2 separate regions of the Homo sapiens genome follow, and region 2 is linked to region 1. A link is an interaction called in ENCODE POLR2A ChIA-PET data of the cell type or tissue named here. Cell type or tissue: CD4-positive, alpha-beta T cell. All regions are shown on one strand. Each heading gives the region's core, and the rest is flanking DNA. Links, peaks and the distances in the headings are about the cores only. Region 1 has its middle 5.9 kb from the start of MTRF1. Region 2 overlaps NAA16 (N-alpha-acetyltransferase 16, NatA auxiliary subunit).

Region 1 (5,384 bases), core at 205-5,204:
TGTTCTGTTTTCTTTGTAAAGTTTCAAGAGTCATGAGCAGATTGTTCTTAGGTCTCAAGCTCTGTTTTTCAAGGTCTGTTTTACATGACCTGATCTCTTTGGTTTTGGGGGTACCAGAGATTACTTTGTACTGTGAGAGGATTTGACTGTGGCATGTGTAATGGCAGATGAGAGCTACAAAGTTAGGGGTGGCTGAGCACAGTTTACAGGAAGTGGTCTTGGCTGTGTTTTTTGTTTTTTTCTCCTAGGAAGTTGTTGTTTAAGGATCCTGATTCTAGTTCAGAGCTGCTTTCTAAAGGGTCTTCTCTATTCCTTTTTCTCCTCAAGTTGATCTCAATTCAGCTTGTCTGTGTGCATTTGCATGAGGAAATGAACGGTTGTTTTCACAGGTTAACAGGAGACTGAGTTTTCTCAGTTCCAAAGAAAAAGGGCTTTTGCTCCTCCCAGCAGAATGGCACCCCTGGGTGACCAGGGGCCTTGTGAGAGTGTCTTGTGGGTTGACCCCTGTGATGTGCAGCGGCCCTACTGGAAAATCCCAAACAAAAATTAATTTTTAAACAGGCTCATCCAGGAAATGCACATAAGGGCTGATCACCAGGTGTTTTAAGCCCTCTCGGAGATCTTAGACCTCTGGAGAGAGAAACTAAAACATGAAAGACGATGGAAACGACTCAATGGTGGCACACTGTGTTGTCATGCCCACAAGCAGCACACATCGATCCACTACACAAAAACCCTAGGCCACAGCTCAGTTCCTCCTTTTAAGAAAAAAAGTGGGAAACAAATACTCTAAGAATGAGGAGAAAGCAAGGAGAATGACCCCCTTTTGAGCATTCTGTAGGTTTCATGGCTTCTATACTTGCCAGAGTTTATGTAAAATGGAAGTAGTATGGTCTTTGTGCACATTTACATTAAGGGAAAAGAGCCCTAAGGTCAACCTGCAAACTCTAGAGTTCCTAAGTTCTCTTTTCTATTTTCTTTTCTGCCTGCTTTGAATCTGCTGTTATTTGTCTATTAAAATAAAAACCACTGTTTGGATCCAACAGGTTTTTTGCAAGCCAGTGAATTTGTATTTATCTCATATCTAAAGCTTTGAAGTAAAAGCTATATGGGGTGTGTGTGTGTGTGTGTGTGTGTGTGTGTGTGTGTGTATTTAAAAGGCCTTTGGGCTGGCAGCAGTGGCTCACACCTAGAATCCCAGCACTTTGGGAGGCCAAAGCGGGTGGATGACCTGAGGTCAGGAGTTCGAGACCAGCCTGGCCGACATGGTGAAACCCCATCTCTACTAAAAATCCAAAAAATTAGCCGGGCATGGTGGCGCATGCCTGTAATCCCAGCTACTTGAGAGGCTGAGGCAGAATAGCTTGAACCAGGGAGGCAGAGGTTACAGTGAGCTGAGATCACACCATTGCACTCCAACCTGGGCAACGAGAGTGAAATTTCGTCTCAAAAAAAAATTAAATTAAAAAATAAAAAATAATAAAAAGCCTTTATAATTTATATAGTTTTATGTTTAATTAGCAATTACATTCATTTTAATTTTTCTCTAGCATGTCAGACTTTTTCTCTCTGTACCTTATCATGTAAATTTTGCTGTTTGATTTTCACCTAAGTTGTTTCCTTCAATATGCAAATTTAAAGCTATTTAGCTAACAACTGCCTAGGGTAGTGAGACAGGTTATCAAGAATTTGAAAGTATAAGAGAAAAAAAGCTGTTCATGAATCTGTAAGATGTACTTCTATCAGCATCCCTAATATGTCTATGTATTTATGTGTTATGTACACAATGTTTCACTACTGAAAATGTCTAAAAGAGCTCTAATTAATTAACTGAAGAAAATAAAAATATGTGAATCAAATATTTTAATCAGGAAAAAAGACTAGTTAAATGCTTTTTCAAGTTTACATAACTTAAGTAAAATCTTTAATAAATAAGCTAGTTTTAAAATTATTGGTAATGTTAGAAATGTCATAAAAATTGCCAACATAAATTTTTGTTTGCATTTATTAATCAAGAAATTTCATAATTATCCTAACCAAATACTATAAAGTTTCAAAATTTTGCATAGGGGTTACAAAACTATAAACCCAGCCCAAGATAGAATAAACTTTGCTTATGTAATTTTTAATAAACAAGACATTGATATTGGTTTAATGGAAATAGCTACATCTTAAATTTAGTAAGATTACTATAATTTCTAATCTTGTGGCTTTAGGCAGTCTAGTCCACAGGCAGTAAAGTTTGTTTTGGGAAAGGACTGTTATCTTTGTTTCAAAGCTAAACTATAAACTAAGTTCCTCCCAAAGTTAGTTTGGCCTACGCTCAGGAATGAACAAGGACAGCCTGGAGGTTAGAAGCAAGATGGAGTCAGTTAGGTCAGATCTTTTTCACTGTCCCAGTTATAATTTTGCAATGGCAGTTTCATAACTTTAAATCATGACTATCATAGTTTTCATAACTAAAATAGGTAAATGATTAAAATAAAATAATTAGGTAAATGTAATGGGATAAATGTAGAAAAACTCATAATTTAGAATATAAAATTATATTAAATTAAATAATAGATATTTTGTTATTTGGGTATTTTCTAACAAAAATATATTGTAGGAAAACATTCTAATAATAAAGTGTGTCCTTTTTAAAAAAGTGAACAATTTTTGTCTAATTGAAAGCTTATTTAAAGGTTTTGTACAAAATAAGGTAAAAGGGCTGGGCGTGGTTGCTCATTCCTGTAATCCCAGTACTTTGGGAAGCCAAGGCAGGCAGATCACATGGTCAGGAATTCAAGACCAGCCTGGCCAACATGGTGAAACCCTGTCTCTACTAAAAATACAAAAATTACCTGGGTGTGGTGGCGCACACCTGTAATCCCAGCTACTTGGGAAGCTGAGGCAGGAAAATTGCTTGAACTCGAGAGGCAGAGGTTGCAGTGAGCCGAGATCAAGCCATTGCACTCCAGTCTAGGTGAAAAGAGTAAAACTCCATCTCAAAAAAAAAAAAAAAAACCAAAAAAAAAAAACAAGGTAAAAGGAACCAGGAAATAAGAGAGATGTAAAGGAAGTTATAAAAATAAAGAGGTTTTGTTTTTGGTAAGAAAGCTTAAAGAGAAATAATTTTATATAAGAAACAATCTTGTATGGTAAATTTAGTTCTAGACTAAAATGACTGGTTTTAAAAAAAAAAAAAAAGGGATGGTCACGTCAAACCAGAAAGTCCAAGCATGTCATGAATGGTCTGTGTAAGTCACAAGAATAGGATTTATAAGAAAAAAACTGAAAACTTTTATATGATCAAGTTATCTAAAATTAATGAGAAATTATAATGGTCTCTCCAGGGATTGGGCTTGATGTAAAAAAAGAAAACACTTATACACTAAATAATTAGAACAATAATATTAATTTTCTTAAGGGATTGATTTACTCAATAAATTACAGGAGATTATAGTTTTCTTAACAGAAAGTTCAACTTTTATTGCATCTTGTTTTTGGTTTTCTCTCCCCTTTTAAAGGACGTGAAATAGGAACACTCTTCTTCAATTCATTTTCAGCTCATATAAGTTTTGTTTCCCCTTGAGTTCTGTTTGTTGTAGCCTGATGCTAAAATGTTTTCTTAAAGGTCTAAAGGAAATGTTTTCTTTTTCTTTTCTTTCATTTTTTTTTGAGACAGAGTCTTGCTCTGTCACCCAGGCTAGAGTGCAGTGACGTGATCTCAGCTTGCTGCAATCTTCACCTCCCAGGTTCAAGTAATTCTCCTTCCTCAGCCTCCCGAGAATGACTTACGATGATCTGTGATATCAAATGTTTTTAAACCTTCGATATTTGACAAACTTTCTAAAATCAAATTATAAATTAAGTCTTTTTTTGATCTAATTAATCCTTTAAGATATTGGTTTCCCTAAAGTCCAAAAATGACATAATTTGGCTTATTTGGTATAAAAATTACACAGGAAGCATTGTCAAATATGAAATGGTGTGTGGTTACTCCCATACCATTACTATCTGCCTAAGTGATTTCTTCTTAATTCCTGAATCAATAGCATTTCTGATGTTAGAATTATAAGGCTTTTGTTTAAGGATTAATTTACATCCCCATTGCTCTTATAGATAGGATCTCTGATGTTAGAATAATAAGAAATTTGTTTAAGAATTGCTTAATATGGTTTTCAGAGCCTGAATTTCAGTGGAATAGCTGATGCCAACCGGTTTGAAGATGCTGGGCAACATGATGAAACCCCTTCTTTACAAAAATACAAATAATAATAATAAGATTAAAATAAAAATTAGAAATCCTAGAAATTGTTCAGAAAGCAAGCTTTTTAATTTGATCGCCATTTTTTTTTTTCAACAGTTTCTCACTCTGTCACCCAGGCTGGAATGCAGTGGTGAATCACAGCTCAGTACAACCTTGACCTCCCAGGCTGAAGTGGTCTTCCCATTTCAGCCTCCAAAGTAGCTGGGACCAGAGGCACACAGAACCACACCTGGCTAATTTTTTTATTTGTAGAGGTGAGGTCTTGCCATGTTGCCTAGGCTGGTCTCAAACTCCTGAGTTCAAGCAATCTTCCCACCTTGGCTCCCTAAAGTGCTGGGATTACAGGTGTGAGCCACAGCGCCTGGCTTTTTATCACTTTTTTACTTTAGAAAAGTTTTTATTTTTCCTTTTAAAAATGACAAAGCAAAGACAATCAATAGCTGAGAGGTTCTAGCTAATCAATGAAGAATGAGTAATAAAATATCACCATTTTGCCACACCTAGTGAAAAAATGGATCTAGGCAATGAAGAGCTTCTAATATTTTAAAAGACATAACTTTTAAGAGACTCCCATAAGCAAAGTACACATAACCACAGAGCATAACCACAGCTATGAAGTAGTTTTGCCAAAAACAATTTAAACCTGAATTTGATCAAGTTTCTAGACCAGTTTACAGGAGATACAGGGAACAAAGGACACATTATATACCACAAGTCTAGAAAAATCTTAACTGTGTGAAACTCCTCAGGGCTAAGGATCCAGTTTCTTCAACAAATACATTGCAAGGAAAAAAAAAGAAGAAAAGGAGAATCTAAAGATTAAAATAAACCAACAATATAACAACCAATTGCAATCTATGTACTTTATTTGAATCCTGATATTAACAAACAAAATGCCACAAAAAAGAGAAAAAAAATCTGACACAGGGAAATTTGTTTTTTTTTTTTTTTTTTTTTGAGACAGAGTCTCGCTCTGTTGGCCAGGCTGGAGTGCAGTGGCCCCTGATCTCAGCTCACTGCAAACTCTGCCTCCCAGGTTCACACCATTCTCCTGCCTCAGCCTCCCAAGTAGCTGGGACTACAGGCGCCTGCCACCACGCCCGGCTAATTTTTTTGTATTTTTTTAGAAGAG
Region 2 (5,384 bases), core at 231-5,230, 84 kb before region 1:
ACAGGTTCCAATATAAACTAACTACATGGTCTTAGGCAAGCCATTCAACCTCTCAAGTATGTTTCCTCATGTTAAAACAAGGTTAAGCCCAGGTGTGGTGGCTCACGCCTGTAATCCCAGCACTTTGGGAGGCTGAGGCGGGTGGATCACGAGGTCAGGTATTCGAGACCAGCCTGGCCAACATGGTGAAACCCCATCTCTACTAAAAATACAACACTTAGGCAGGAGTGGTGGCAGGCGCCTGTAATCCCAGCTACTCAGAAGGCTAAGGCAGGAGCATCAGTTGAACCCAGGAGGCGGAGGTTGCAGTGAGCCAAGACTGTGCCATTGTACTCCAGCCTGGGTGACAGGATGAGACTCCGTCTCAAAAAACAAACAAACAAACAAAAAAACCGCACAAGGTTAACTCCCATCTCATAGGATTATGGAAAATTTAAATTAAGTAAGATTGAAAGTGCTCTCATTTCATTCACCAATTTGAAAGCCATTTATTAAGTAGCCATTAGGTAGCACACACATAATATACATAAAAGAGCATTACTGTGATTAAAAATGAAATGAGTAATCAAATTCCAATTCAATCTAATTTAAACTTACCATATGGGCTAAAAAAGTCACACGTTTTAAGAGAGGCTTCATAATTAGTAACAAGTTCCTGGATTATAGAAACCTGTTAAAGAAACATATTTTTAAAATTTAAAAATATCTTCTTGAAGGTATTTTTACCTATTATGGTTTAAATTACATTTGGAAAATATACAGCTTATTTCAGAACTATAAATTAATTAAAAGACTAGGGTATCTGCTTTGTCCCCATTCCTAACATGAGTATTTCCCCGCTTTGGAGAAGGGGTGGAAAAAAACACAAAATAATGGACATTGCTATATATATGGACCACTCACAAGACAAAAAAAAAAAAAAAAAAATGGACCACTCCTATAAGGGACACATTATATAAATATTCAGATTTTCTAAAATGTCATGCATTGCAAAAAAGTGAAATGATTCAAGGTTTGAAAATAAGTGAAATTAAAAATGACTCTTTTGCTTATTATTGTTAGCAATCCTACAATATAATAATTGTATTGTACTTACTATAATTACGGGGTTTCTTAACCAATTTACTTATCTACCTACTACAAAATAAGGTCTGGTGCTCACTTCAGCAGCACGTATACCAAAATTGGAACAGTAAGAGATTGGCATGGCGCCTGTGAAAGGATGACACACACATTCATGAAGCGTTCTATATTTTAAAAGGAATATTTCTTCATTGTTTTGTGAAAACTGGGGCTTTGACATCTTTATTTTCAGAAAAACAATTATATTTCTCTTATTTCCCTACGCCTCTTTACAAACTAACCAAAATTCACTATGGTTCCCCTCACACTGAAGTGGTCATGTGTCACAAACTCAACAGATTTTTGCATATATGGCTACAAAAGAAACCTCTTCACGCATACCATTTAATATAAGAAGGTATAATTTAATTAGCTTTATTTTGAATCCGGATTACTCCTCATGCCACAAAGACACAGGACAGTGTCCATGAAACCACTGATCATCCTAGACACTAGTCAAAACACAAGGCCAAACTGTAACACTTTTCAGGCCTACATGATAGCTTTCTCACATGATGCTGCAGTATACGGCAGGATCTCTAGTAAAGTTCAATGGACAATGTGGAAATAAGGTAGGACTATACATTAACAGTAAGGAACATGTGTAAATAAGAGAAAAAGCAGAATGTGAAAAAAATTTACACATACTATGACTTCACTAAAACATGTATGTACAGACACCACATACTCAATGAAAATATGACCAGACATTAGGGTAGTAGAAAATGGGTACATTCTTTGTGTTTTCTTTTTTAAAAAACAAAGATTGTTTAATTTAAAAACAATGGTTCTGAAAGTGTTATCTTCAGATCATTAATAATACTGTTAAACATTAGTGTCACCATCATGTGGCAATTTGTTAGAAATATTCTGTACAATCTGTTTTGGGGTGTGTGTGTGTGTGTGTGTGTGTGTGTGTGTGTAAGAGACAGGGTCGCCCTCTGTCACCTAGGCTGGAGTGCAGTGGTGTGATAGTCGCTCACTGTAGCCTTGAACTCCTGTGCTCAAGCAATTGTCCCACCTCAGCCTCCCAAGCAACTAAGACTACAGGCATGTATTACCATGCCCTGATAATTTTTTTTTTTTTTTTTAAGAGACAAAGTCTCACTACATTGCCTAGGCTTGTCTGGAACTCCTGGGCTCAAGCAATCCTCCCGCCTCCACCTACCAAAGTGCTGGGATTACAGGTGTGAGCCACCATGCCTGGCCTGTACAGTCTGTTTTTAACAAGCCGTCTGTAAATTCTGATACACAATTAAGAGTTTGAGAACCACTGATAAAAAAAAAAATTGCAAAGACTTTTTTTTAAGCAAAATTAAAGTTAACAGACATTTTTAATCCACCATAACCTCTCCACCAATCTCACCTAGAATATCTGTAACTTAAAAACCTTTTTTACAAACTTAGAAATTTAGTACTCAAGTTGTTAAACTTATAAAGGCAAATAATTTTTTTTCAGGAACTTGCGCCATCTACTGGTAGTTGCTAAAACTGCAACCAGAGGTGGCTTTTAAAAGGGCGGACGTTTATGCATCTCTAGGGTGAAACCTATGTTTTGTTTTGTTTTGTTTTGTTTTGAGATGGAGTCTCGCTCTGTCACCAGGCTGGAATGCAGTGGCGCGATCTCTGCTCACCGCAACCTCCGCCTCTTGGGTTCAAGCAATTCTCTGCCTTAGCCTCCTGAGCAGCTGGGATTACAGGCACCCGCCACCACACCCGGCTAATTTTTCTATTTTTAGTAGAGATGAAGGGGTGAAACCTATTTTTAAAGAAGTCAGTTTTAACAATAAAGGGTACCACAAAACATACACTGAAGTTACATATAATCCTTCATAAAAGAATATAAATACTTCTGAATAAAACAGATCTCCAGATTCAGAACTTCAAAACAAGATCTGATTACGGGGGAAAAAAGGTAATGGAAAATTCATAGGATATCTCCTACATTTAAAAAAACAACAAAGGGGACTGACCGTTGCGGTTCATTAGGCATACTTCTTGAATATATTTTATATATACATAAATTTTTGTTTTTTTGAGACCAAGTCTCACTCTGTTGCCTAGGCTGGAGTACAGTGGTGTGATCTCAGCTCACTGCAACCTCTGCCTCCCAGGTTCAAGCAATTCTCCTGCCTCAGCCTCCTGAGTAGCTGGAACTAAAGGTGTGCACCACCATGCCTGGCTAATTTTTGTATTTTTAGTAGGGAGGGGGTTTCGTCATGTTGGCCAGGCTGGTCTCCAACTCCTGACCTCAGGTGACCCGCCCACCTAGGCCTCCCAAAGTGCTGAGATTACAGGCATGAGCCACTGTGCCAAGCCAAAATTTATAGTTACTTTATTTTTATTTTTTGAGACGGGGTCTCACTCTCTCACCCAAGCTGGAGTGCAGTGGTGTGAACTCGGCTGCCTGCAACCTCCACCTCCCAGGCTCAAGCCATCCTCCTGCCTCAGCCTCCTGAGTAGCTGGGACTACAGGCATGCACCACCACACCTGGCTAATTTTTGTATTTTTTGTAGAGACGGGGTTTTGCCCTGTTGCCCGGGCTGGTCTCAAACTCCTGAGCGCAAGCGATCTGCCCACCTTAGCCTCCTAAAGTGCTAGGATTACACGCATGAGCCACCAGCCCTGGCCTTATGGTTACTTCTCATTCAGTAATTAAGTGAACAATTTTCTAAATTTTCTATGAAAGTTAATCTAAGAAGTTTTACTCAAGTATAAGACTTATTTCGCTCAAGTTTACTTACCATTTATATTTAATTAGGTAGTGTGTAATATGACAAATTAATATGTAATAGCTATTCTTCTTTAAAATGGTGTTTTGCCTCCATTATTTTAAAGTCAAGAAAGCCAATCCACTTAAGTATCTGAGATCGCAACAAAAACATAAATGGCCACCTTAAATTTTATGGCCCCACATTTTTCTTACAATGTGAAAAATTTTCCAAGTTCAGCCACCTTCTCCTGGTTTACTTTCTTCTAACAGCTACATTAGATCAAGATGGAAGAAGCTTTTTATCTTTGTTAATAAAATCTAACCTAAGATAATACCATAACTGTTATAATTTCCTAAAGTATGTCCTTGGTGACCAGCTTTTCTTATGTAAGAGTTAAAAGAACTCTTCATTAACCTTAAAGACAAAGTCCCACAACATCATAACCGATACACATTTTTTTCGCAATGAAGAGACAAATCACAGGTTTAAAATGTCACTGCAATATGAAAGTTACTAAATTAAGTACACTACTTTACCAGCAAGGACCAAAATTGCTGAATTAGGTTCTGATATAAGCACAATTACTAGTGATAATTTTGGTGCTGAAGGGGCTAGTTACAGAGGTAAACTGTCCAAGAACAATGACAATAAAATAAAAGTAACTACAGAGATGAGGTGTGAGAAGGGTGGGACTTACCATCTAATTTAGAGAGTAAGGGAAAATTACCATTTCTTGAACATATTCAAACCAAGTACTTTACAAACTTTATTATTTAATTAAAACACACACCAATGCTTTACGTATTATTTTCCCCAACTTTATGAAAATACAAATATTCATATTCAAAGCACACGAGCACTGATGTCCAACTTCAATGGAATCAAAGTGTACCAGCCTAGGCAAACCTGGATGTTGACTCATTGAACGTCTTCACTTAAGAGCCTGACACTCACAAACTAATGGCTAAAAAACAAGTACTTTCTAACAGTGAATATGGAAGTCCCAAATCAATGTACACCTCTTCTTAGAGCCTTCAAACATTTTGGGGCTGGGTGCAGTGGCTCATGCCTATAATAATCCCACAGCACTTTCGGGGGCTGAGGCAGGCAGATCACTTAAGCCCAGGAGCCCAAGACCAGCCTGGGCAACATGGTAAAACCCCATCTCTACAAAAAAATACAACAAAAGTTAGCTGGGTGTAGTGGCCCGTGCCTGGAGTCCCAGCTACTTGGGAGGCTAAGGCAGGAGAATCGCTTGAGCCCAGGAGGTGGAGATTGCAGTGAACCAAGATTGCGCCATTGTGCTCCAGCCTGGGCAACGGGAGTGAAACTCTTATCTTAAAAAAAACAAACAAACAAAAAAAAAAAACAAAAAAAAACTGGCAGGGCGCGGTGGCTCAAGCCTGTAATCCCAGCACTTTGGGAGGCCGAGGCGGGTGGATCATGAGGTCAGGAGATCGAGACCATCCTGGCTAACACGGTGAAACCCCATCTCTACTAAAAAATACAAAAAAACTTAGCCAGGTATGGTGGCGGGCGCCTGTAGT

The links. Peaks named below come from ENCODE experiments on the same cell type or tissue, not always from the same donor. Only the 100,000 strongest peaks of a DNase experiment are listed, where the experiment ranks them.
Region 2: POLR2A ChIA-PET joins it to region 1 with 10 read pairs; 3 of 35 experiments call an interaction of 5 or more read pairs at or near these places.

Annotation. Positions count from the first base shown.
Region 1 is chr13:41,266,822-41,272,205 of GRCh38, reverse strand. It overlaps a transcript of MTRF1 not described here. Among named protein-coding and RNA genes, the nearest start is that of MTRF1, 5.9 kb to the right of the region's middle. In CD4-positive, alpha-beta T cell, for the core only: no CTCF peak of the experiment used is centred there; no DNase peak of the experiment used is centred there; H3K27ac peaks cover 767 bases.
Region 2 is chr13:41,350,430-41,355,813 of GRCh38, reverse strand. NAA16 (N-alpha-acetyltransferase 16, NatA auxiliary subunit) reads right to left here. Exons shown (of 20, transcript NM_024561.5): 10 at 598-670. It also overlaps the pseudogene RNU6-57P. Among named protein-coding and RNA genes, the nearest start is that of NAA16, 42 kb to the right of the region's middle. In CD4-positive, alpha-beta T cell, for the core only: a CTCF peak has its summit at 2,603 (motif pointing left); a DNase peak (open chromatin) is centred at 2,613; H3K27ac peaks cover 1,939 bases.